Linked DNA regions of Homo sapiens: all the other regions are linked to region 4. Evidence: chromatin loops called from intact Hi-C (ENCODE). Cell type or tissue: dorsolateral prefrontal cortex. All regions are shown on one strand. Region 1 overlaps LOC105374235 (a long non-coding RNA gene). Region 2 overlaps LINC00578 (long intergenic non-protein coding RNA 578). Region 3 holds the start of LOC105374235 (a long non-coding RNA gene). Region 4 overlaps TBL1XR1 (TBL1X/Y related 1). Region 5 has its middle 14 kb from the start of LINC02015.

Region 1 (5,000 bases), 1.3 Mb before region 4:
TGGCTTTCACCTAGGTCCAGAATAGCCTATTTGCTGCACACTTGGTTCCCTTAGGCCCATCCTGCTCTTAGGGACAAATCAGGCACAGTACTCTCTCTACAGAGGTCTTCTCTGAATTCTTCTCAGCACAATGTTCCCGAAATGCTCAATCAGAGCTGACATGCAAGAAGCAAAAATGACCACCTCTGACCTAGTCAGTAATGGCAATAATATCTGAACAGCTATTGAGCCGCTGTGCTAGGCATTTCATGTAGTTTAGTTCAATTAATCTTCACAATAATCCTAACAATGTAGGTACTATTATCATATCTTTCTGGCAAATAAGGAAATTGAGCTCAGCAGAGTTAAATAGCTGGACTACAGTCACACTGCTAGTTAATGGTATAGCTGAGATTGAGCCCACGCAGTTTGAATCTAGAGACAGTACACTGGGAGGTAGTGCTGAGAAAGTTTTTTAGATCCAAGAGTATCAACAGAAATACCTACTAGTTCATATACAGGTGGCGCTGGTGAAAATGCAGTTGGCTTAAAAATCTTGAGTTCCACTTTCAACTCTGACATTCAAAACTGCGTGTTTCTTAAAAATTACAGTGGTAATGAATTACCTCTATCATGAGTTTTAAGAAACTCTTGAGTGATATGAAATAAATCAGATAGTACATAAAAGAGAGTTATTATAGTGAATAATATGTAATGGAAACTCAATACACATGAAGTTGCTCTCTTTTTTTCCTAAAGTCATAGGGGATGAATGGAGGTTTCTTATCTTTCTCTTCCTTCTAACTCTTAGTTTAGTAAACAAACTTTTTCTCCTTCTGGACATTTTTTTGGGAATAGAGTTTTTGCTCCTTGTTGGGATAATGGGAAAGAGGCTACATTGTAGAAGATGGCAATAAGATTTGTCATCTTTGTAGGAAAATCCACAATCACTACGATGGATTTTTTCCTATTTTGTGTAAAAGACTTGATACTTGTAAAATATATATTCTTCTGGAGTGAGTAGAAGCTGATGTTTTTGTCTGCCATTTACATTTTACTGTAAATTGAAACTTCTGTGAGATTATCTTTTGGAGGTCAAGATTAGAATGCATTGTTTATTATTAAGAACTTAGGTGGTATTAATATGAAAGAAAAGGATAGAAAGTATAAATGGAGAGTCAAAATAAACACATCACCCACTTCTGGTCATGCCTGATATGGTCCTGCATCCATAGCTGCCTAATCTGAAGATGCAAATAAATGATTCCAAAATATACATGTATGTATGATAGACAACAACCTCGGTGCATGGATATGAATGGCATGGCATTTTATGGTTGGAGAGACAGAAAGAGGACGCTCAGTCTAGGGTTCTATTTAAGTGAAATATACTTCAAAATTACGCCTCATTTTGAGTCTGACATCATTTTCAAAGGTTAGCTGCCTACTGCCAAGCTTCTGGAACAGCCTTGGGGTATACCTATGGGAAATGACTTAATACTGGTAATCATTCCTTTATCTCATCAAGACCAATTTATAACCCAGTGGTTTAGGAGTTCTTCTAAAGGCTAGTTTCAAACCCAGTAAATATGAAAGTTGTTTATGAAAGAAAAACTTCCTACCATACAAACCATCATTAATCATAAGCCTTGCCCAAGTAGTGAAGAGGTGAAGTCAATGAGGAATACTCAGTGCTGAAGGAAGGGTGGGAAATAGGGCTTAAAATGAGACAACATGAGTTCAGATGCCAGTTTTGCTATTTCACATCAGTGTGAAGCCTATATTATTTAACTCCCCTGAACATTTATTTGTTTAAAAAAAAGGGATATCTATGCTTTTTTTCCTGGATGGTTGAGAAACCTAAATTAGAAGAGTATGTGAACGTGCTTGGTATACTAAGATGACATGTTCTGACCCTGTCAGCTAAATATACTTGGAATTTTCTGCTCTATTCCAGAGGCATCTGGTATAGAAGTACTCTATCAGACACTTCTATAATCTCTTTATGACCTGGTGGCTTTCTAGGAAAGGGGTCTTTATCTGGCAGCTGAATTCAGAAAGCTTGTGACTGGTGCTAGTACCTTAAAGTGATGTTTTCACAGAGCACCATGAAGCTCAAGTTCCATGTCTGGTGTCCCTTTTCCTTGTGATTAGGACCACCACTCATGGTCAGTGAGAAACTTGGTGGTTCTTCTATCACTTATCTTCCTAGTAGGAGAAGCTATATTATGCAATGAAGATGCTGAACTGGAATTCAGGAAATTCAAGTTGCAAATTATAGACAGCCTTCTGGATCTTTAATTGTTTACTAATAAGCTGTGGAATAGGGAGGAATGGTGGCAAAAAAATGTTCTCCTATCTAATTTGTCACTCCCTGACTCTCTTTCTTATTCAATCTTGATGCCTTTTGACCTTCATAACTCCCCACCTTTCTACCTTTCTTGATATGTCTAAAAAAAAATTGGACAATTTTTCTTCTGTGTTTTATTTAAGACCTTGACTTCCTTTAGAGAAAGATCATGATGTAAATGTGAAATAGAATGTTATGCCTTCTCAGCCCATCTTGTTCCAAAAATATTATACTGTGGCTAAGACTATATAGTCTCTTCACATTTTTTCCCGTGATGCCGTATATGAAAATACAATTATTTATTTTAATTATGTATTCAAGTAAAAGAATGCTCCTCTAAATGAGTACTCCCCTAATGAGAATGAATGGAGTTTTAAAAACAAATCTTTTCCATGCCAGTTATCATGCTGTTTTCCTTTGTTGGTGATATTCAACATTTTCTACTCTAGAGGCCAGTATAACGTTAAAAATGAAAATCTTTTTTCTTCCATGATAAGATCTTAAAAACAAAGTCCTTAAAACAAATCTCACATAAAACAGAAAAAAAGAAATCTCTAACCACAGAAAAGTACTTGTAAAATGAAGATAATCCAAAACAGAAAGTCCAGGGAGAATTAAACAATGATTGAGGTTGGTAGATGAATTAGGGGCACAAAATATTTCTTCAAAGTTATCTAATCTGGGGAACAACAATATATAACCAGTAGAATGTTGGAAATAATACAAGAAAAATGCAAAACAAAAGAAAGCCATCATGAAGTATCAGATAGAGTGGGAACAAATATTTATATGCAGATTCTAGAAGTGCTTCTATCATGCTTAAATGACAGTGATAGGAAAATAAAGAAAGGAAATACCTGTCTCTACATTTGGGGTATCTACACTTTATAAAAAATCACTGGTCTATTAAAATCCATATTCAACCCCTACCTTTTCATGCTTAGCTAATTACCTTGCCTCTTTCATCTAGAAAACCAAGGTCATAGCTATAATATCCTCCAAATCTTTCTTACATGTAACTCCACAAGCTAGTTTATATCTGCCATCAAATTCATTGCCTTCCTCTCAGTACCAGAAGAAAGGATGCCTCACTTTTTGTTTAAATCCAAACCCTGACCATGTCTGAGGCCACATCTCCTCTCACTCCTGCCAAGATTTGCTCCATTAGATATTCTGCTTCTTCAACTAATATCTTTCATTTTCCCCCACTCTCACCTCCCCACCCCTGTTCATTCTCCTCAGCCAATCCACCCTCACCTCCCCACCCGTTCATTCTCCTCAGCCAATAAACATGTTTGAACATTTCTTACCCCAAAAAGGGAAAAGAAACAAACAAACAAACAAATACTGTGTTTGCGTCTTGATTAAGCAACTGTTCGATCTCTCTGCTCTGTTCCTCCAAATCTCTGACAAGAACAGTCTATAATTTCTTCTAATTCACTCTTCAGTTTATTTCAGTCTAATGTTTGGCCTTACCACTCCTCTGAACCTTGCCTTGCTGAGTCACCGATAACCTTCTAAATGACCAATCCATGGATATTTTTAAATCCTTGATTTATAGGACTTTTCGTTGCACTTGCCACGGCAATTAAATCATTTATCTTGAACTTCCTAATCCCCTTTCTTTGGTGTCATTTTATTCTCCTTCTGTCTATACACTGGTAGTCTTCTTGGACTACTGTTCATCACCTGACACTTTATTTATGATAACCCACATATTGATCTTATATTTGAAAGTCTTCAGTAGCTCCCCATCACCATCAGATAAAACCAAACTCCTTAGCATGGGACAGCAGGCATTCCATAAACTGGCACCTTGCCTAAAGCAATACTTGAGCATAAAATTATAAATGTTTGTAAAACTAATATATTTTATATATATATAGCAGTAAATAAAAAGAGTTCTAAGATTTTAATGTTTGCAACTAATCTGAGTCTTTATGTTTCCGTGTGCTTATTCAAGTTTGGACCAGGCATCACAGTTTTTTTCTTGGAGAAATTAAGACTCTGAATGTTTGATTGGTATAATGTCATAAAATATAGCTATAGTGAATCAGTCTAGTCTACTCTCTTAATATAAGAAATGCTGTATTTTTGGCAGGGCGTGGTGGCTCACACCTGTAATCCCAGCACTTTGGGAAGCCAAGGCAGGCAGATCACGAGATCAGGGGTTCGAGACCAGCCTGACCAACATAATGAAACCCCATCTCTACTAAAAGTACAAAAATTAGCCGGGCGTGGTGGTGGGTGCCTGTAATCGCAGCTACTCAGGAGGCTGAGGCAGGACAATCGCTTGAACCTGGGAGTGGAGGTTGCAGTGAGCAGAGATCACCCACTGCACTCCAGCTTGGGTGACAGAGCGAGACTCCGTCTCAAAAAAAAAAAAAAAAAAAGCTATATTTTTGTCTATGGGTCTTTTGGGAGGTACTTACCTCCTATAACAACATATGACTAAGTTTTGGGTGTGGAATCTCTTTTTTGTCATTATCATGATAGTCCAAGTATTTTCTTGAAAAATAAAAGACTAACAATGTTGCATTTATTGAGCCTTACATTTGGTTGAGCCTTGAAATGGTTATTTACATTGTTTCTTTTGTGTATTGTTTGTTATCTGTCACAACTACTCAACTCTGCCCTTGTGCAAAAGCAGGTATTGACAATATATAAAAAA
Region 2 (5,000 bases), 410 kb before region 4:
CTGCAGTGAGTTATGATTGTACCGCTGCACTCTAGCCTGGGCAACAGAGTGAGGCCCTCCCTGTCTCAAAAAAGTAAGAAGAAATAAAATAAAATCCCAGCCCCTGATCTTGCTAGAAGATGGGCTGCTGCTCCCAGAATCTAGTTCTCCCCGCAGAGATGGATTCCCAACCCTGCTAGATGGAAGCGTGCTGCCCTGGAATACTATGGGTAATAAGGGGCCAGACACCTGCTACGGCACCTGGCAATGATCTCTCTGGCCATTTGCCCTGACATAGCCAACAAAATGTGCCAACAATTTATTGTGTATTTGGTGAGGAGTAAAATTGGGTTTGTTTGGTTGGTTGTTCCCCTCTCTTCTTTGGTGAGAGAAGTGCCAGGTACACTAAGGAACTGGTAGCCAACAAAAGTGTGAAAGCTGGTGTAGGGGCAATACCACCCAAACAGCTACTGCCACCTTAAGAGCTGGGAACCGCATTCACCATCTCCACTTCACACTCAATTTATTCATGCTAGCATTCACTGTCATTCACAACCACCAGCACAGCACATCACAACAGAGCAGAGCTGGACTAGACTCTCCCCAAGAAACTCAGGAGCTCTCTGAGTGTATAACAGGGAAGGAGTTGCAGAAGGCCAATTGGACTTCTAGACTTTGTACTCCTACTGACAAATAGAGGAGCTGATCTTTTACGCTCTCAATCACTCTGGCAGTTAATTTGCACCTCAGACTATGAAGTTGGACTCTGAATGTCACATATTGAATCCCCAGGCAATATGATATTGTGGAGGGAATGAAGGTAGCAAAATAATAATAATAACAGTTATTTATTCAGCACCTACTATGTTCCAGGTCCTGTACTTAGCATTACTAAATGTTTTTTATTTTATCCCAAAATAGCACTTGGATATTTCTCTTCCATTCTGTGAATGGAGAAATTGAAGCTCAAAGAAGTTAAGTTACTAGCTCAAAGTAAAAACAGCAGTGAGTGACCGGGTGCAGTGGCTCACGTCTGTAATCCCACCACTTTGGGAGGCCAAGGTGGGCAGATCACGAGGTCAGGAGATCAAGACCATCCTGGCCAACTTGGTGAAACCCCGTATCTACTAAAAATACAAAAAAAATTAGCTGGGCATGGTGGCGCACACCTGTAGTCCCAGCTACTTGTGAGGCTGAGGCAGGAGAATTACTTGAACCCTGGTTGTGGAGGTTGCAGTGAGCTGAGATGGCGCCACTGCACTCCAGCCTGGGCGACACAGACAGACTCTGTCGCAAAAATAAATAAATAAATAAATAAATAAATAAATAAATAAATAAATAAATAAAACACAGCAGTGAGTTAAAACGCACACCTCTCTGAATCCAAAATTCTTGAGTCTCCCTAAAATTGTGACTGCTAGTATTAAAATAGTCACACTCAACTTACTAGAATATGAGTTTGGGGGAGTTTTGCCACAAAATTCAAATAACTAAATACCAGGGGCAAAGCCTGAACTTTATCACTTTCCAATTGACTTTTCACATGAGAGATTGTTGTACATCATTTCCATGCATTGGATTTACATGAATCTGTGAACCAAACTGCCTCCTTAAGCGTCTTTTTCAGGATGATAATTTAATCGATGTAATCTTTATCTTTTTCCTTGTTGAAATCCAAATGATAGTGCACATCTAAATATGAACAGCAGACGTTAAGGAAGGGAACCAGGAAGAGCAACAGCAAAGTCAACCAGAGATCTAAAAATGGGAAAAACTGGTCTTCACAAACATGTAAAATATGTAATTAGAAATGCACTAAAACTTCTACTCTGAGATAGAGAAAATATCTCCGCCGATGTTAATTTGGTTGATGACTCATATTGAAATAACATCTGTTTACAACTCAGTGTTCTTGTCCATGCTGTATTCTTTGCATCTTTCTTTAATTCAAGTCATTCTTAACACATCCTTCAACACATAAGGTATCACTTCCCAGGTTTCTAGGGTGGACTACTTCCATGTTTCTGTCACCACCATGACTGATGAGGTTTCTCGCCCTTCCTCTAACTGTGAGTTCCTTGAGGGCAGGGTCTTTGCTGTATCTTTCTTTCCCAGCATGCAACTAATACATAATGAAAAGCTGGATTACCCACATTGAATTTTTTTCATCTTTATAAATTAGTACTCAGACAAATGAAATTTAAAATTGGAACTCAAGATCATGAATGGTTCATATTAATGTTTTAATCTACAGAAGGCTGTGCAGTTGCAGGTAGCGATACCCAGCTACAAAACACCAGAAGGGCCTAACTCAAAACTGTGGAAATTACAGCCACTTACATGGAACCAACTACATCTTAAATTCCTGCCCAACAGAAAGTTGATTCTGTTACCTTTCTGTATGTCATGAAACAAAAATTTTTAAGTCCCAGAAATTTCTCAAATTATGTCAGTGGCTTAGTGTCATTCAGCACATGTGGAGCACACTCCCTCCTTAGTTATAAATGGTCCTAAATAATTCCAACCTCACCATTTTCTAAATGGTCTTCCTCTTTCCAGATTCTCCTGAAATGTGTTTTTAAGATCTGGGGCTTTCTCCTAGAGCTGTGTGACCTTAAGTAACCATTTAGCATCACTGACTCTCAGCTCTCTCTGTTTGAACATCTATAAACTCTGCTTTCATGTGAGAACACACAGAACTCAAGCGCATGCCAAGACAGAGGTTGGCAGGACTTGTGCTGGGCTGATCCAGGCAGTAGCAATCCGGGTTTGGAGATTCCAAATATGAGTCCTGTAGACCAGAGAATATTTCATTCTTGAATAACAAGTTAAGTCCTTACGGGGTGGTTGAAAATCTTATACATCAAATGTGAGCCAATCGTACAAGATCCAATTTCCTATGAAGAAAAATTGGTAGAGTGGTAAATATAAGGAAGATCAGATCCTATTCTAAATCTTACTTGAGTTGTGGAGAGCACTAACAACTGTGGGTAAACGTAGAAAGCAGAAGGGAGACCACGCACAAGGAAATTACTCCCAGAACCTTGGGGAGCAAGGAAATGTGCCAGGATCCTTTCCGAAGTCTTGTTTTGCTGAGTCAATATTAGCTACATCTGAGAATGTCCTAGAAGAGTTTTTTTCCCATTAGTTCCATTTATTTCCCCAACGTTACAGAAGAATGTCAAAACACAGGCAATTATTCCAAGGTCTGAAAGTCTCAAGTAACAGATCTTACTGCCACATCCATTCTCCTGAAACATGAATTTCATAATGCCATTCCCTTTTCCAGGACTTACGGTGTCTCCCTCCTACTCTCACATCAATCAATCAATCAGTTCATACTACTCAGCATCCTGTTCAGTGCATAGCCCTCTGCTACACACAGGAAAAACCAAGTCATTCATGTTTTTTACTCATTTAAAAAATGTTTATTGAGCACCTACTAAGTGACAGAAGCCATGCTGGGCACTGGAGGGAGAATAGATGGACAAGGCATGGCCCCTGCCCTAGAGAAACTCAAACTTTCCTGGGGTTGGCAAATGGGTAAACAACAATTACAACACACTGTGATAAGCTGACACTAAAAATATGTTCACAGAATCCTGCAAAGCCCTAGAGAAGGCATAGCAGAGAAGAAAACACATCAGCTGGGCTCTGAGGGATGAGCAGGCATTCACCAGAGGACAAAGCAGGAAAAGGGTACCTGAGAGGGAGGGAATAGTGATGTGCTGTGTTGACCTAAGTCAAACACGGGAAATAATGAGAGAATCGGGCTATTATTACACATCATTCGGTGATTAATTATGTGATAGGTGTTACATATAAGTTTTAGGATAGTAGAAATCAAGAAGTCAGAACCTGGGATAATAAGAGAAAACCTCAGTCTTTTTCCAAGTTATTTCACTGCTCTCCCCAGGTAGAATGGTGAGGGGCAAAACACACAGATCTGAGAGCGAGATCTGAGTCAGAATCATAGCGCCACTCAAAAGTAGGTCAAGTAGGTTGTAACGAAATTAATAATGCAGGAATTTGCACAGCCTCCCCCAACTCACTCATTGAAACAGCTTCTTCCTAGTCTTCTTTCCCCTTAAATCCAAGGAAAGTCTATCTCTTTGAGACCAGTGACTTCGGGCTTTGGAATGCAGAGTCATGATGGGGCCGGGAGATGAAAATAGAGGCCCACGAGCTAGGGCTGGGGCTGATGAGATGCTTGGAGCTCAAGCCAGTACAGGGCAAGAAAAGTGGGGGAGATCACAAAAAGTTGAGGATTCCTCTTTGAGGCATTCTGGAAACCCAAAGAAAAATTCAATTATTCTCAAACTCTTTTTTGGCTATAGATGAATGTGGTTTTGTTGTAGTTTACTTTGTTCTGTTTTGATTTTTAACCAAAACACTATCTGTGACTGTTATGATTGTACCACTGCACTCTAGCCTGGGCAACAGAGTGAGGCCCTCCCTGTCTCAAAAAAGTAAGAAGAAATAAAATAAAATCCCAGCCCCTGATCTTGCTAGAAGATGGGCTGCTGCTCCCAGAATCTAGTTCTCCCCACAGAGATGGATTCCCAACCCTGCTAGATGGAAGCGTGCTGCCCTGGAATACCATGGGTAATAAGGGGCCAGACACCTGCTACGGCACCTGGCAATGATCTCTCTGGCCATTTGCCCTGACATAGCCAACAAAATGTGCCAACAATTTATTGTGTATTTGGTGAGGAGGAAAATTGGGTTTGTTTTCACTGCAGCCTTGACCTCCTGGGTTTAAGAAATTCTCCCACCTCATCCTCCCAAGTAGCTGGGACTGTAGGTGCATACCACCATGCCTAGCTAATAGTGACTTTATAAGCACGCATCCCATTAGCAGAGTAATGACGGACGTTAATTCATCCTCTCCACTTTGCTTATCTGAAAAATGGGAACCTACGTATCAGAGAGGTTTCATGGAGATGAAAAGAAATAATTAATGTAGACTCCTAGTAATCAAGGAGGATACTTTCTTTTCCACTGCTACTCATGCCCTTTCA
Region 3 (5,000 bases), 1.3 Mb before region 4:
TATTTCCCCTGTAGTTAGAAAATTTCAATTTGATGGGCTTAAGAAAATGTGCCTCTTTCAAAAGAAATTATGACCTTCCTCTGACCTTTATTATTCATTTAACATTTATTGAGCAAGTCTTTCATATCGCTCAGAAAAGAATAAGGAAATGGTGAGGCAGTAGATGGAGTCTATTCTGAATCTCAAAAGCCTTTTGATTTCATCCCTCAAGGGTTTGTGAGGAGACATTGATAGTCCAGCGGTGAAGTACAAAGCACAGGACTTTATCACAGAAGATTAAATCACTGAAAACTATGCTGGGAATCTACTGAGTTCTCTTTTTGAATGAGAAAAATGGTATTTTTAAGGGCAAAGTAGAGAAGGGTAAATTTGCTTGTATTAATTATACAATTAGGACATCAATATTAAATAGTCCAAGTGCACTTAAGATAATAGTGGCGTTCACAGAAATGAAGTGACGAGATTTCAGAAGTTTGGATTACCAGGCCACAAAAGCAATAGCAACCCCCTTTCTTTTCTTTTTTAGCAAAAAGCTTTTGACCATTCATTTCCATTTAAGAGACTCAAACATATGGCATTACCCATTGCTCGGCAGGCATTTTCTTAATTGGAAAACACGTGTGCCTTTCTTTCGGATTCGTCAGGATACTCTGGAGAAAATGTTTTACCATCCGTGGATGTTCACTTCTCTTTCTCTTCATCTGCATCAGAAATTCTGTGTTAACAAACCCAGTTTCATTTGTGAAAGAGCAATTATGATTCTTAGCTTGGTTAAATATTTGTGCCAAAGGTGAGAAAGGGAAAACTTCCTAGAATTCAAAAAGAATGCTTTTCAAGTTTTCACCATATCCATTTCAAAGGAAAATTGTATGAAAAAGGTAATTGAGAGACTCTCATATTTATAAATGGTTCCTTGGAAATAAACAGGTCTTTTCAAAGAGGCGGAAATGGCCTTCCACTCCCTCTCTTGCCATCTAGAAATGGATTCAAAAGGAGATTCTTTATCGCAGCCAAGTGTTTAGGGGTTTAAGGGAGAGACACTACTCAGAAAGGTTTCTGGCTGTCCAACAGCCCTTTTCTTTAGTCTCCCAGCAGACTCTGGGGGAGGATGTGAGTAGGATGATCCAGCTGGGACATCTTGGATGGCAGTAACCTAGTATGTACTTGAACACTTCTCCCTAACCTCATTACCATTGCACTCCAGGAGGATTGCATACTAGGGAGCAGATGCTGTAACTCTTCTCTTCTAATGTGACCACAGGAAAGTTTGCTTTGAAGGGACTTTTTGAAGTACAAAGTATGAAGGTGAAAGATTAAAGGTCTTATAACACAAAGAAGATCTATCACATCTCCTGCCACCCCAGAACTGACAATATTTGCTCAAGTTCAGTGTTTTTGTGATCGATGTGTGGGTCATTTTTATTTCCAGTGGCTGTCAGCCTAAGACTACAGGACTTGCCAGTCCTAGTAATGCAAATTTGCATTGTATCTCCATTTTAAGGGGCCCAAAACACATTGCCGTATTTCTCTGCCTGTTTTCTTATCCTCTCATTAGATAATGCATGTCTATTTGTTGCAACACAATTCTAGGCAATGGTGGATAGAAAGTAATTACAGTAGTCTGAAGAGATTGCTTAAAGAGACTGGCCATAGTGAAACCAGTGTCTAAGGTTTCCATCTGCCTGTCTAGCCATCTCTGAAGGCTTTGGGCAGTGTGACAGAACATAGAATTTGGGGCCAGCCTACCTAGGTTTGAGTCTTAACTCTACCTGCTAGGGACTGTGTGGCTTTAAGCCAATATTTTTATGTCTCTGTGTTTCTGTTTCTTTTTCTGTGGAAACGGTGAAGAATAATAGCTACTTCTTAGAAGAGTTGGGAGGGTTAAATGAGCTCATACATGAACAGCACTTAAAACAGTACCTGACACGTAGTAAGTGGTATGACAGAGTTTGCTATCGGCCGGGCATAGTGGCTCACGCCTGTAATCTCAGCACTTTGGGAGGCCGAGGCAGGCGGGGATCACAAGGTCAAGAGATGGAGACCATCCTGGCAAACATGGGGAAACCCCGTCTCTACTAAAAATACAAAAATTAAACGGGCATGGTGGGGTCGCCTGTAGTCTCAGCTACTCCGGAGGCTGAGGCAGGAGAATCACTTGAACAAGGGAGGCGGAGCTTGCAGTGAGCCGAGATCGCGCCACTGCACTCCAGCCTGGGCAGCAGCGCGAGACTCCATCTCAAAAATAAATAAATAAATAAATAAATAAATAAATAAATAAATAAATAAATAAATAAATAAATAAAAGAGTTTCCAAGAGTTTCCTATCACTATTACTAGTTCAGGTTTTGTTTGTTTTTTACAGCCTGACCTTCAAATGTTTTATGCACTCCTTGAGGTTGTGTGCAAAATTTAGTGTGGCTGCTCAAATATAAAATTTCCTGGCCGAGTATTCATACTGTTTATCGAAGTCATCTATGAATTTTAAAAGTTTGGGAACTACTGTGCCAGGCTCTGCAGGTCTCCTAACACGAATAGATAGCTTCTATCATTAGTAAAACTCAGTGAACCATTATGAGTTTTGATTCCTACAAACACGAATTAGATCTTCAAGTAAAATAGTCCTTAAGAATTTATTTATAACATACATGAAAGCTATAGGTGAGATATGTTCATTTTGTTTTCTACAGCTTTCTTTGAATCATTTTTTAAAAATACACAATTATCAACAGCAGCTACCTAGTGAGATCAATGGGCCAAATTAATCAAAGAGAGCGTACCACACTGAGCATCACAAAGATTTGAGAATTTCCCCCAGCTTTTGAGCTGGCCTGCATTAATGCAGTGACCCACTAGATGTCAATGTTTCCATGAGAATGAATAAAGACATTCTGTTGTTATCCTTGAAACAGGATTAATTGATTGCTATAAAAAGTTAGATGAAATAAAATGTTCTCCTTGCTCTTCAAACTAAGATAAGCTAATAACTTTGGACACAATTTCACTCCTCTGCATTCACCAAATGTCCAATTACATATCCTCCCTGCCTGGACCTTCAGAACAATATAAAACTGAATGAAGGCTATGAAAGAAGTCACAGGAGGATTTTTGCAGAGCTTCCATCCAGTTCAGAAACAAAGCAATTCAATACATGTCTTCAAGATTTCTAAAGGCAATGACTTAGTAAGTAATGTTCTTCCCATATCATCCTCTATGTCCTTTTATTCTGCTTTATTTGATACATTTTTAAAAATGTCTGTGTGAAAACAATGTTTTAGCTATCTTTGTTCAAGTAGGCTTGCTTAATTGGGACAAAGAAGATCCTATTTGAATCATAAGTCAGCCAGGAATACTTTCGTGTTTTCAGATGTTCTGTTTTCACCATTTATCTGAGCACACATTTTAGATTATGTGCCTCAGCCGTCAGATACAGACAATCAGGAGAGCCACAAAGAGCCATCTAAAGAGGGAAGAAAACACAATAGATGGGATATGGGAAAAAATATATAACTAGAACATCTAAATGAGTGAGGAGGATGCTGAAAGCATTAATGCAGGGAAAATACCAGCACACGGGCTCCTTTATCTCCCTGCTCTTGTGGTTTCATTTAGTACATGTCCCTTTTCCTCCTGAGAGCAGAGAGCAAAGCAAATGAGACTTTATAGGATTCCATTGCATGTGCACTGAAACTTCTCCAACGTCAAATATTGCTTTCCTGGGGATATAAAGTCTACTGTGTGTAGTAAAGAACCAAACCTAGGATGTTCATCAAATATATGCTTGAGGTAAAACACAGAGATTGATTAGGGTGGAAATGTTTTTCTAATAAAACAGTAGGAAAAATGTGTTCCAAGAATTCAGTCATCTCTGGTTATTTTCAGCGCTGAAAGCAGATGGCCTCAGAGGCTGAGCTGGACACTGGTTCAGAAATGTAACACAAGGTTAACACTAACATATGCTGTCGTTCATGGGCTACCAGAGTTCCAAGAAATATACGAATTTATCCCAGTAAGACCCTTCTCTGAAATATTTTCTCCGTGCATTTTCTAAAAGTTAATGTAAGCAAGGCTTAAATGGGCTCAGGAAAAGGGGACATTTTATTTCCTTTGGACCCACTGGGAAACTTCCACAGTATCCAGTCTCTTTTCTCTGTCTTTTACAGTTTTCTCTGACATGTTGAAAGTAGAAGTGGTTATTTGTCAATGACAGTTTATTATTTTTATTCAGACAATATTTCAGTTTAATAGTCTAAGCATTTAAAATGTAATTCTTCATTTTAAAAGCAATATAGACAAATTATTAATCTAAATCTAGGATGCTAGACTTAAAAATATCCATCTAATTAATGTTATGGTGAGGTTTAGGGGTAGCAGTTTCTAGTAAGACTAACCATTTCCAAATATTTTCCCTTGCAGCCTGTCACTGATATCTGAAATGAACCAATAAGAGACTCATAAAAGAAATAGCTTTGCCATTAACAGAGAAGTCCATTTATCAAATTACTATCATTAATGTCTTAGTATGAACTCATTTATTTTCCTCTTTCTATGGAAAAGATGACCAAAACAGGGAAGTACATAGGGTTCTTCTTAGAGAAGGTGGTTTTGGTAGATTGCTCAGGATAGCGAAAGTCCTAAGAAACGCTGGATTTCTGGGGCTGTGAGAGAAATAGAAGCATCCAAAAATTAAGATGTATATCTAAAGATTTAGTAATAAAATACCAGGAGAATGTTTTTCTATACTTTTTCCAATTTTGCATTGGGAAGACCCTAAGAACAGGGTATTAGTTCCTGTAAACAATATAGCCAGTCCAGAGAAGTGCCATTTTTTTTCTAGTGCGAAATATAGAATAATAAGGAAGGAGTTATGGATTGAGTTATTGCTATGATAGTACATTGAGTTTAGGAAATTGCCTGACCTCCCGACTACTATGCTAGGGGCACTAGGGAAGATCAGCTGCCTCTCTCCCTCTTTCTCTCAATTGTGCATCCCACGCATAGGA
Region 4 (5,000 bases):
CTTGCTTATTCAGTATTCTGACTTTAGCTTCACAGGGTTAACAAAAGTGCAGGCAGTTCATCCCTAATGTGGTAGTCAGGTTGCACCGGCAAGGTGTTGGCGCCTAGTTGTAAGGACCATTATCTGTAGTTTGTTTGCCTTAATCTGTTTGTGTAAGTAAACACTAATAAAGAATTTTTATTAACACAACAGCATTGTGCTGTGGAATGCTAAGATCATAATTATTGGCCTGAAAATTGTAAATTCTCACGTTATTTGAATATACCCAAATTTAAACCAGTTTGTAATTGAAGCCAACTCTGGATGGTACTGCCTATCTAAGGACTACATGTGAGTAGTTTGTTTGGCTTAGGGGTCAGCATACTGTGGCCCATTAGCCAAATGCTCCTCCCTGTTTTTCTCAATAAAGTTTGATTGGAACATAGCCACATGCATTTACATATTGTCCATGGCTACTTATGGCATAATAGTAGTTGAGACAGAGACCTTATGGCCTGCAGAGCCTAAATTAATATTTACTGTCTACTCTTTTACAGAAAAAGGTTGTAAACCCCGGTCTAGTTTAAAATGTTGTTTTTGTTTTTTGTTTTGTTTTGTTTTGTGTGTGACGGAATCTCGCTCTGTTGCCCAGGCTGGAGTGTGGTGGCACAATCTCAGCTCACTGCAACCTCCGCCTCCTGGGTTCAAGCGATTGTCCTGCCTCTGCCTCCTTAGCAGCTGGGATTATAGGCACCCACCACCATGCCCAGCTAATTTTTGAATTTTTGTAGAGACAGGGTTTCCCCATGTTGGCCAGGCTGGTCTTGACTCCTGACCTCAGGTAATCTGCCCACCTCGGCCTCCCAAAGTGCTGGAATTACAGGCATGAGCCACCACGCCCAGCCTAGTTTAAAATTTTTATCTATAGTGAGGAGCTTTTCCCATTACTTCTATTTCAGAGATTAACATGTTCCCCTTTTGCGAGTATTTTTAAACTGAAGTATCTATGATTTCTGTATCAATGATTATTACTAGAATTAGAAATTACATAATATACTAAAATGGATTTGTTTGTTTCCTCAGCTCTTTGAGTGACCATCCAGTAACGCAAAACTAAATTTTTTCTTAAAATGTGTGTAAATTTGACATGGCGCTTATTCCACAGTGTATCTGTGTTGGGTTTAGTATCTTAAAAATTATTTATAAGTTAAAATACTTTCTCCTGTTCCTGAAATATTACATTACAATGGACAGTTTAGAAAGACAGGCTGTGTTTTTGCAGCTCACAGTACCCTGCAATAACACTGTAGATTGTCACTGGTACATGTTTACCAGTTTAAGTGAACCAGACTTCACATATGCATGTTCCCAGCTAATTTGTACTGTTTGTATTTCTGACTTGTTCTGTGTTTGTGTCTCTTCTTGTGCTTACTTGGAGAACTCTTTATTAGGAACTTCCTAATATCAATAAGTAGAGCTTTGGAAATTTTAATAACTCCCTAATATTCAAGAGCACTATAGCCCCATGAAGTCTGTTTCTGCTTTAATATTTGAATCAAATCACAAGAAACTCTTCAGCTCAAAGTTTTTAGTTTTTTAAAAGATGTATTTACTATAATGGGGCACCAGGCCTCTGATCATTATATGAACTATATTCCATATTGTTTGTTGCTTTGACTAACAGAATTTCAGAATCTAATTAATAAGCCTTTTTATCAGCTCGGCCTACATCTTATTATCTCTTTCATTTCAGCTCTATCTGTACAGCTCTATACTGTAATAATAGTATGAATTAAATGAAAAGGAAAATGTAAGCAGTCATTTCCAGTTGCTGCTTGTAGTTTCTTTATTCCCTCCGGACTTCTTATATGAATTCAGAAAGTTCCTAAAAATGTTTTTTTAGGAACGAAGATTTTCATTTCATTTCTGATTTTGTATAAATACAAATAACTTTAAATATTGCCTTTGATTTTTCTTCTCTCACAATTTTCCAAATCCAGGATGGTACCTTGTTTGATGGTCGACCAATAGAGTCTCTGTCCCTGATAGATGCCGTAATGCCTGATGTAGTACAAACAAGACAACAAGCTTATAGAGATAAGCTTGCACAGCAACAGGCAGCAGCTGCTGCAGCTGCCGCAGCTGCAGCCAGCCAACAAGGATCTGCAAAAAATGGAGAAAACACAGCAAATGGGGAGGAGAATGGAGCACATACTATAGCAAGTGAGCTCAGACAAGAATTTTTTTTTAATTACATGGTTTATTTATTTATTTTTTTAAACTTTTAATTCGGGGTACATGTGCAGGTTTGTTATATAGATGAACTCATATCACAGGGGTTTGTTGTACAGACTATTTCATCACCCAGGTACTAAGCCTAGTGCCCAATAGTTATTTTTTCTGATCCTCCTCTTCCTCCCACCCTCCACCCCCCAGGAAGGTCCCAGGAGACAAGAATTTTTAAAAATTTTTTCTCAGAAGAAATGCCCCATCTTCTATGCTGAAATAATTTCATCTGTTAACTTGCACCAACTTGTTTCCCTAACTTGTATCACACAGTTCAATTCAGATTTTTATTCCTAAAGCTCCAAAAAGCTAGATTTACTTTTATTTTCTTTTTAAAATATCTAGAAACCCTTTTCCCATTGTTAAATGAATTTTTACATCTACATTTGATTTCTAAATAAAATTTGTAATACTAGTTATCAACAAATAACCATAGAGCTCTGACATCGAGATAAAAGGCAACTCATGTTATATGAATGATATCAGCAACCCCTACTGGCAGAAACTCAGAATAGTACTGATAGACATTATATTTAATTCAAACCATTTTATCGTTTTATCCATGTTTAGGTCTAATCATTTAAAGTCTCCCATCCCACTCCCACCCCCACCCCTCTAAAAAAAAAGTATGTGGTCAATACTTAATTAAAGATAAGAATTTATTTTCTGTGTGACTAAGACTGTGTAGTCATGTTCAGCTTAACTGGATATAATTGAAAAATGTTACACTGTGTGCGATAAAGGAAGGTATTTGCTAGTTAAGAAATCACCCATCCACCATGTTGTAATACTGCCTAACTGGAAATGCTTACTTGTGTTTCACGATGCAGATAATCATACTGATATGATGGAAGTGGATGGGGATGTTGAAATCCCTCCTAATAAAGCTGTTGTGTTGCGGGGCCATGAATCTGAAGTTTTTATCTGTGCCTGGAACCCTGTTAGTGATCTCCTAGCATCAGGGTATGTTTCTCAAAGTGATACTAAAATGACTTAAAAATATCTTATTGAACATTTTATAAACATATGCATTATTCAGGTTTTCTGTTGTTGCTTAGTTGTGGCCATTTTGTCTCTGTAAATTTTTTATTCCTTCATGAAGTAATTGTAGAATTTTTAATTAAACTTACTATTTCGAGAATGCTTGGGGGTCCCAACGTGTAGAATGGGAAAAATACTGGAAATGAAAATTCGTGATAGTCGTTTTTATTTGCCTTATTAATATTCAGATGTAAATATGTTGCCTTGTTCTGATACGTGAGAATGTCATGAGGATCTAAAATATATTGCATACTTTTATAGGTCTGGAGACTCAACAGCAAGAATATGGAATCTTAGTGAGAACAGCACCAGTGGCTCTACACAGTTAGTACTTAGACATTGTATACGAGAAGGAGGGCAAGATGTTCCAAGCAACAAGGATGTCACATCTCTAGATTGGAATGTGAGTATCACTATATCCATGATGGATATAATTACTAGTATACCTAACCCTCAGAGCCTCATACTCACGGCAGGGTTTGTCTATTTGTTCAGAATTTGGGGTTTTATTAACTAGTAACAACAAACCGGGAGTCGTCCCCTGCCAGCCCTCTCCCCCACTGTGGGACACAGACTTGCCTTAGTCAGACCAAGGTTCAACATCCAGCTCTTCAGTGTATCCCACAGCATATCCTTGGTTAAATTGTTACTTTTTACTCTGTACTTCATTTTCTTTAAATGTCAAGTAGAAGTGTGAAAATGGTACCTAAATATTTGAGATAATAGGTGAAAATTCTTACCATAATAACAAACAACATACTAAATCTATAACAACCGAGTCCTTAGGGGATAAAAGAATTCTGTGTAGCAAAAAACATGTTCTTGTTTTTCTCTGTATTCTGTGAACTGGTAGAACTTTATTACCAATTTCCTTTTAGGGATCATTAGTCTAGACAACGTCTGAATTTTATTCCCACTGTAGGAATCTTGTAATTCTCTGATTCTGTGTATGATTCAACATCTTTCAGGACAACTTGACTACTGTGACTTACAAAAAACTTTGACTTCGTTGTTGATAAATTCTCACCATTATAGTTTTAAATACATCTCTTACCTCGCTCCGCTACCCCCTGCCCCTCCCCCAAAACTCTTAGATTATTTCAGCATTGCAAAGAATATCAAGATAGTTGTTCTTTGCTCAGCAAATGAATGTTCTTTTCTCTTCTGTTTAACAACCCTTTGTGGACTTTCTAAAGGATCTTCCAATTCTTTTCCCCGGGAATGAGATCTATCTTTAAAATGATTATCCCCACTAAAGTTCTCAGTTTCTGTGAAATGTTTTTTCAGAAATCATAGCTAGGTATTTTTAGCATTTTCTTCCAAAATTGCCAGCAGCATATTTACTCTTCCCCTCCATATGACAATTCTAAAAATTCCAAAGGGGTTTAGCACATTGTAGTATTATTTACTTGTAAGATCAAGACAGAATTATTTTCTTAATATGGGCCCTTATTATATTTTAGTTCAGATATCTTACAGCTTTCTTACGCTACCTGGTCCACTGGCCATGTTAATGAAATTTATAGTTTACACTGAAAAGGATGGTTAATGAATATTGGTTTGTTGAGCTTGGTAGTTCTGAACTGCATTTTATAGTTTTGAAAAGTGTGGGCTTTTAAAAAATGTGTTATTCACGGTGAACTTGGAAAACATTATCCTCGATTAATGATTCTTTTCCATGGCTAAAGCAAGAG
Region 5 (5,000 bases), 750 kb before region 4:
TTGGTGAACTTTGCACAATAATCTGAATTGGCGAGTAGTGGTACTCAGCTGTGACTGTAAACACCACAGAAGAGAAAGATTCATGGTATACAGAACTTCAAGGTCATCTGCGTCTACTTTGCGTGAAAGGGGAGTTGGTTGGGGTAAGAAGCCACACGTTTATGAGGAGAAACTAGTGGTTTGACTGGACCGTCAGAGCCCTTGAAGAAGAAAGACTGAATGGCTGGTGACAAGGAAGTCTGATCTCCCCATTAGATAAACTTTACTACTGATATGAAAGTCTGCATAGGGATTCCAGGGAAATTCTTTTTTTTTTTTTTTTTTTTTTAGACGGAGTTTTGCTCTTGTTGCCCAGGCTGGAGTGCAGTGGCGTGATCTCAACTCCCTACAACCTCCACCTCCCAGGTTCAAGCGATTCTCCTGCCTCAGTCTCCAAAGTAACTGGGATTACAGGTGCCTGCCACCACACTCGGCTATTTTTTGTATTTTTAGTACAGAGAGGATTTCACCATCTTGGCCAGGCTGGTCTTGAACTTCTGACCTCGTGATCCACCTGCCTGGGCCTCCCAAAGTGCTGGGATTACAGGCATGAGCCACCGCCCCGCTCCTGGCCTCCACGGAAATTCTAACATTTCATCTATGCCTCCCAATACAAAGATGTTCCCTGAAATATCAGGCCTATTGTCCTAGGCAACCACAGAAACCTTTCCCAATACCACCACCTCTTTTTTTTGTCATTTGACTCATGGGACTACAACCAGAAAGTCAAAAGGGGATCTTCCATGTCCGCGGGGTCTTAATTCAGACTTCTGGCGGCAACATTCTTCTGTCGCGTACAAAAACCACTGAAATAAAGGATCCTAGAGTCATAGAGGTGAGAAAAAAAAAAAAAAAGCCTTGGAAGTGGATGATTAGGTGTAGTCAGCAGACACATCACGCATTCTCCATTCATTGTTCCCAGATCTAGCCTTTCTAGCCAAGGGAGGAACCTAGGCAGTTCAGTCATAGGAATAATAGAAAATGACTAAGACTTGGTCAGTGGAAAACGCAACCAAGATCCCCGCTTCTACATCTCTCTTTCCTGCACCCTGCATTCCCATGCCACGGCATTTTAAAGCAGCCCTCTGTTACAACAGCCCCCTGCTCCCTGCTCTGCTCATATTCCCTCTGCTGAAATGTTCTTCCCCCAGATATCCATGTGGCTCATTTCTTCATTTCCTTGAGTCTTTGCTCAAATGTCACATTCCCAGGAAAGTCTGCCTTTACCACCTTACTTAAAAATTGCAAATCCCCTGGCCCCTGAACCCCCCCTCCACCAACTTAACACCCCGGGTCCGTTTTCCTCTGCTTCACTAGGTGTCACTAGCCCTTATCACATTGTAGCATACTACAGAATTCACTTATTTATGTATTTATGTTTATTTTCCATCTCCTTCCACTAGAAAGTAATCCCCATCTTCTTTTTTCACTCATGTATTCCTGGTCCCCATAACTGCAGCTGGGACTCAATCAATGCTCGCTAAATATTTGTTGAACTATTCCGCTGAATAAGTAAATAAATTCCACAGACTGAAAGCTATGAAGGTGCAGGGACTAATGTGTATTCATTTTTGTATTCCTTGCAATCAGTGTTGTACTTGGCACATGCTAGGCTCTCAAAAAATGCTTGTTGAATAAACGAATGGATGGAAAATTTAATCCCAAATTGAAATAGCTGAATGTATTTTTTCTACTGAAGTGGAGATTCCTGCACAGTATAGGTGGTAAATCAGAGGAAGGAGGAATGATACAGTAATAGTAACAGTAGCAATAACAACAACAACAACACTAATAATAGCCAGTTAGTGGTAATGTCTTATCTGTCAAGCCTGGGGTTTGATACATATTAGCCCCAGGCCCCACATTCACCCTGCAAGGAAGGTATTAATATTATTAACTTCATCTTATAGATGAAGGCATTAGGGATCAGAAGGTTTTAACAACTATTTAGGGTCAAATAGATGGTAAAGGCAGCTGGGATTTAAAACTGGAACTACTCCCGTTAAAGACAAAGCGCCATTTTGCATAATACACATTTTGCTCTTCAAATCTGGAAACCAAACAGTGTTTTTCTTCCCGTGACACATGTGCTGATGTGGCAGAAATAACAATTCTGGCAGCATTTACCACCCAGCATATTAAGGCATTTGGAAAAGAAGGTAGCCTCATGTGAAAGAGTTGCTGTCCTCAAAAACTGAACAACATAAACATAAATTGAGAACTAAGGGGAGTAGACCTCCCTGCGGTGGTTCAAGAAAAGTTTCCAAGAGGTAACAAATATGGAGGAAGTATTCAAATGTATATTAGAGATGAGGAAGAGAAAAGGCAGTATATCAGTAGAAACAGAAAAAAGTGGACTGAGCCTAGTAGAGAAAAAGAATAATTTATTAAGCTGATGTGCACTGTATATAAAATCATTCCTTCATACATTCAGCCATCCAACACCTACTGTGAAATTCCTATGTTCAAGGCACCTTTTTGGGTACTGAACATAAAGGAAAACAGTCATGAGGAAAATCCCTTCCCTCATGGAGCTTACATTAAAGGGGGGGAGGCAAAGACAGAAAAATAAAACGTAGGTATAATATAAAGTATATCACATGGGACTAATGCTAAATAGAAAAAGCAGAAAAAGGAGGTCAGGAATATTGGGGGTTGTAATTTAAATAGTGTGCCATGTTAATATCATTTGATGCTATCAAAGAAATTGATGCATTTGGGCAAAATTGTCAGACTTTTGTAAAACAATTCAACCTTGAGCTCTGTTTGGCTGCTCAAGATTTTCTCGTCCTTAAATCAAAGCTGGCAGTTCAAGGAGGTGATGTACTGTGCCTCTGTACTTGAAACCTCTTCACTGATTGCTCTCAGATGAGAATAATAGCAGAACGCCAGCCAATTTCTAGGCTGGTGAGAATCTTGGGGAAAGAGAGTTTTAAAAATATTGTGCCCCACGGAGTCACCACAGTTGGTGAAGAATAACAGTGGCTCGTTAGGCCAGCCAACATTCTAGCCTGACCACTAAGTGTCATTGTGGTCCCAGCACACAGACCTGGGTCAGGAAGAGAAAAGAAGAGGCATAAAATGCAGATCATGAGCAATGAGCTTCATCATATTTGATAGGTCATTTCTAGAGAATTACACCATTAAGGAACGTGGGAGTGCAGAGTAGCAGATGTACAGAACTTCAGAAAAACAGCTTGTGTAGTGCTTTAAAATTAGTTAGGAGCTTAATAAAAATTGACATCTATATGGACACTATCTCATGGTTGAAAAGCCAGCTGAAAGGTTGAATAGACTGTAAACGAATGAAAATAAATGGATAGCAAGTCATACTGGGAGGAGTTCAGGTTGGCATTTGAAGAGCTCTTATTTAGCATGAGAGCTTGGTGACTAAGCTATTACATTGGGATAAATAGATTGGGAATGAAATGTGCAAATGAACTAAGCTGGCAGGAATCATTGGAAAGGTAGGAAACCCTATACCAGGGAATTGTTTATATTCAGATTTAGAAAAGGGCTGCTTCTGAACATCTGTTTTCAGAATATATAGCAGCGTCATGTGGGCTGGAAAGTCAGGAACAGGCTGCACTCATGAATGGAAGAAAGGCAGCTGGCACAGGAGAAGAATTGAAAGGCACTAAGCTAGGTGGGCTTGGCAAACTGATGATAAAGCATGAAACAATCTATAAACACTTAAAAGATGTGAACACCAAGGAGAGTGCAAAATTACTTATCCTGATATCCTAGGGTAGACTAATGGGAGGAAAGTTTAAAAAGGATAATTAGAGTCAAATAATTTCTTTAAAAAATTGTGAGCCTCGCCATTTAGACTAAGAAATGACTCAGGTATGCATCATATTATTATTTCAAGACCCACTGCTCAAATGTCATGATATTTTGGTGGGGTTTTATATGTTTGTTGTTGTTGTTTGTTTTTGTTTTTGTTTGAGATGGAGTTTTGCTCTTTTTGCCCAGGCTGGAGTGCAATGGTGCAGTCTCAGCTCACTGCAACCTCCGCCTCCCGGGTTCCAGTGATTCTCCTGGCTCAGCGTCTCGAGTAGCTGCTTTTACAGGCGCATGCCACCATGCCTGGCTAATTTTTGTATTTTTAGTAGAGACAGGGTTTTGCCATGTTGGCCAGGCTGGTCTTGAACTCCTGACCTCAGGTGATCCACCCACCTCGGCCTCCCAAAGTGCTTTGTTGTCTTTTCGACTTCTTCTCTCCCACATTCCCCAGGGCAGAATTAATCACTCTTTGGATTATCTCCTCAGTGCATTTAAAAAATGCTTTTATTATAGCACTGACCACTCTGCACTTTAGTTATATCTGATTCTATTACAAGAGAGTGAGTTTCTCCTTTTTTTTTTTCCTTTTTCAATGTTTATTTTAGAATCAAGGGGTGCATATGTAGGTTTATGGTTTAGGGTAGGACTGACCCCATCACCCAAGTAGTGAGCATAATACCCGATAGGTAGTTTTTCAGCCTGTGTCCCCCTCCCTCTCTCCACCCTCTAATAGTCCCCAATGTCTATAGTTTCCATCTTTATATCCATGAGTACCCTATGCTTACCTCCCACGTATAAGTGAGAACATGCCATATTTGGTTTTCTGTTTTTGTGTTAGTTCACTTAGCCTCCAGCTGCATCCATGTTGCTGCAAAGGACATGATTTCCTTCTTTTTTATGGCTGTGTAGTGTTTCATGGTATATATGTACCACTTTTTTTTTTTATCCAATTCACTGTTCTTGGGCACTTGGGTCGATTCCATGTTTTTGCTATTGTGAATAGTCCTGTGATGGACATAAGGTGTGTGTGTCATTGTAGTGGAACAATTTCTTTTCCTTTGGGAATATACCCAGTAATGGGATTGTTGGCTCGAATGGTAGTTCAACTTGTATTTCTTTGAGAAATCTCCAAACTGCTGTCTACCGTGGTTGGGCTAATTTATACTCCCACTGAC

Evidence for each region. Hi-C counts contacts between places; a loop is a spot of excess contacts. Peaks named below come from ENCODE experiments on the same cell type or tissue, not always from the same donor. Only the 100,000 strongest peaks of a DNase experiment are listed, where the experiment ranks them.
Region 1: it touches region 4 in a loop (3-fold over the local background); 47 of 110 quality-filtered maps call a loop at or near these places.
Region 2: a loop joins it to region 4, with 2.9 times the contacts of the local background. A loop is called at or near these places in 12 of 110 quality-filtered maps.
Region 3: a loop joins it to region 4, with 4 times the contacts of the local background. A loop is called at or near these places in 52 of 110 quality-filtered maps.
Region 5: it touches region 4 in a loop (3-fold over the local background); 4 of 110 quality-filtered maps call a loop at or near these places.

What each region holds. Positions count from the first base shown.
Region 1 is chr3:178,323,382-178,328,381 of GRCh38, reverse strand. The region is part of intron 2 of LOC105374235 (a long non-coding RNA gene); the gene reads left to right. Among named protein-coding and RNA genes, the nearest start is that of LINC01014, 93 kb to the left of the region's middle. In dorsolateral prefrontal cortex, a CTCF peak has its summit at 2,769; no DNase peak of the experiment used is centred here.
Region 2 is chr3:177,463,121-177,468,120 of GRCh38, reverse strand. The region is part of intron 1 of LINC00578 (long intergenic non-protein coding RNA 578); the gene reads right to left. Among named protein-coding and RNA genes, the nearest start is that of LINC00578, 24 kb to the right of the region's middle. In dorsolateral prefrontal cortex, no CTCF peak of the experiment used is centred here; no DNase peak of the experiment used is centred here; H3K27ac peaks cover 258 bases.
Region 3 is chr3:178,383,387-178,388,386 of GRCh38, reverse strand. LOC105374235 (a long non-coding RNA gene) reads left to right here and starts at 3,094. Exons shown (of 11, transcript NR_188692.1): 1 at 3,094-3,180. In dorsolateral prefrontal cortex, CTCF peaks have their summits at 2,646, 2,845 (motif pointing right) and 3,864; a DNase peak (open chromatin) is centred at 2,833; H3K27ac peaks cover 1,921 bases.
Region 4 is chr3:177,048,706-177,053,705 of GRCh38, reverse strand. TBL1XR1 (TBL1X/Y related 1) reads left to right here. Exons shown (of 16, transcript NM_024665.7): 5 at 1,980-2,202; 6 at 3,096-3,228; 7 at 3,568-3,709. Among named protein-coding and RNA genes, the nearest start is that of TBL1XR1-AS1, 14 kb to the right of the region's middle. In dorsolateral prefrontal cortex, CTCF peaks have their summits at 1,492 and 2,764 (motif pointing left); a DNase peak (open chromatin) is centred at 2,098; H3K4me3 peaks cover 1,260 bases; H3K27ac peaks cover 5,000 bases.
Region 5 is chr3:177,800,828-177,805,827 of GRCh38, reverse strand. No RefSeq gene overlaps it. Among named protein-coding and RNA genes, the nearest start is that of LINC02015, 14 kb to the left of the region's middle. In dorsolateral prefrontal cortex, a CTCF peak has its summit at 3,009; no DNase peak of the experiment used is centred here; H3K27ac peaks cover 1,427 bases.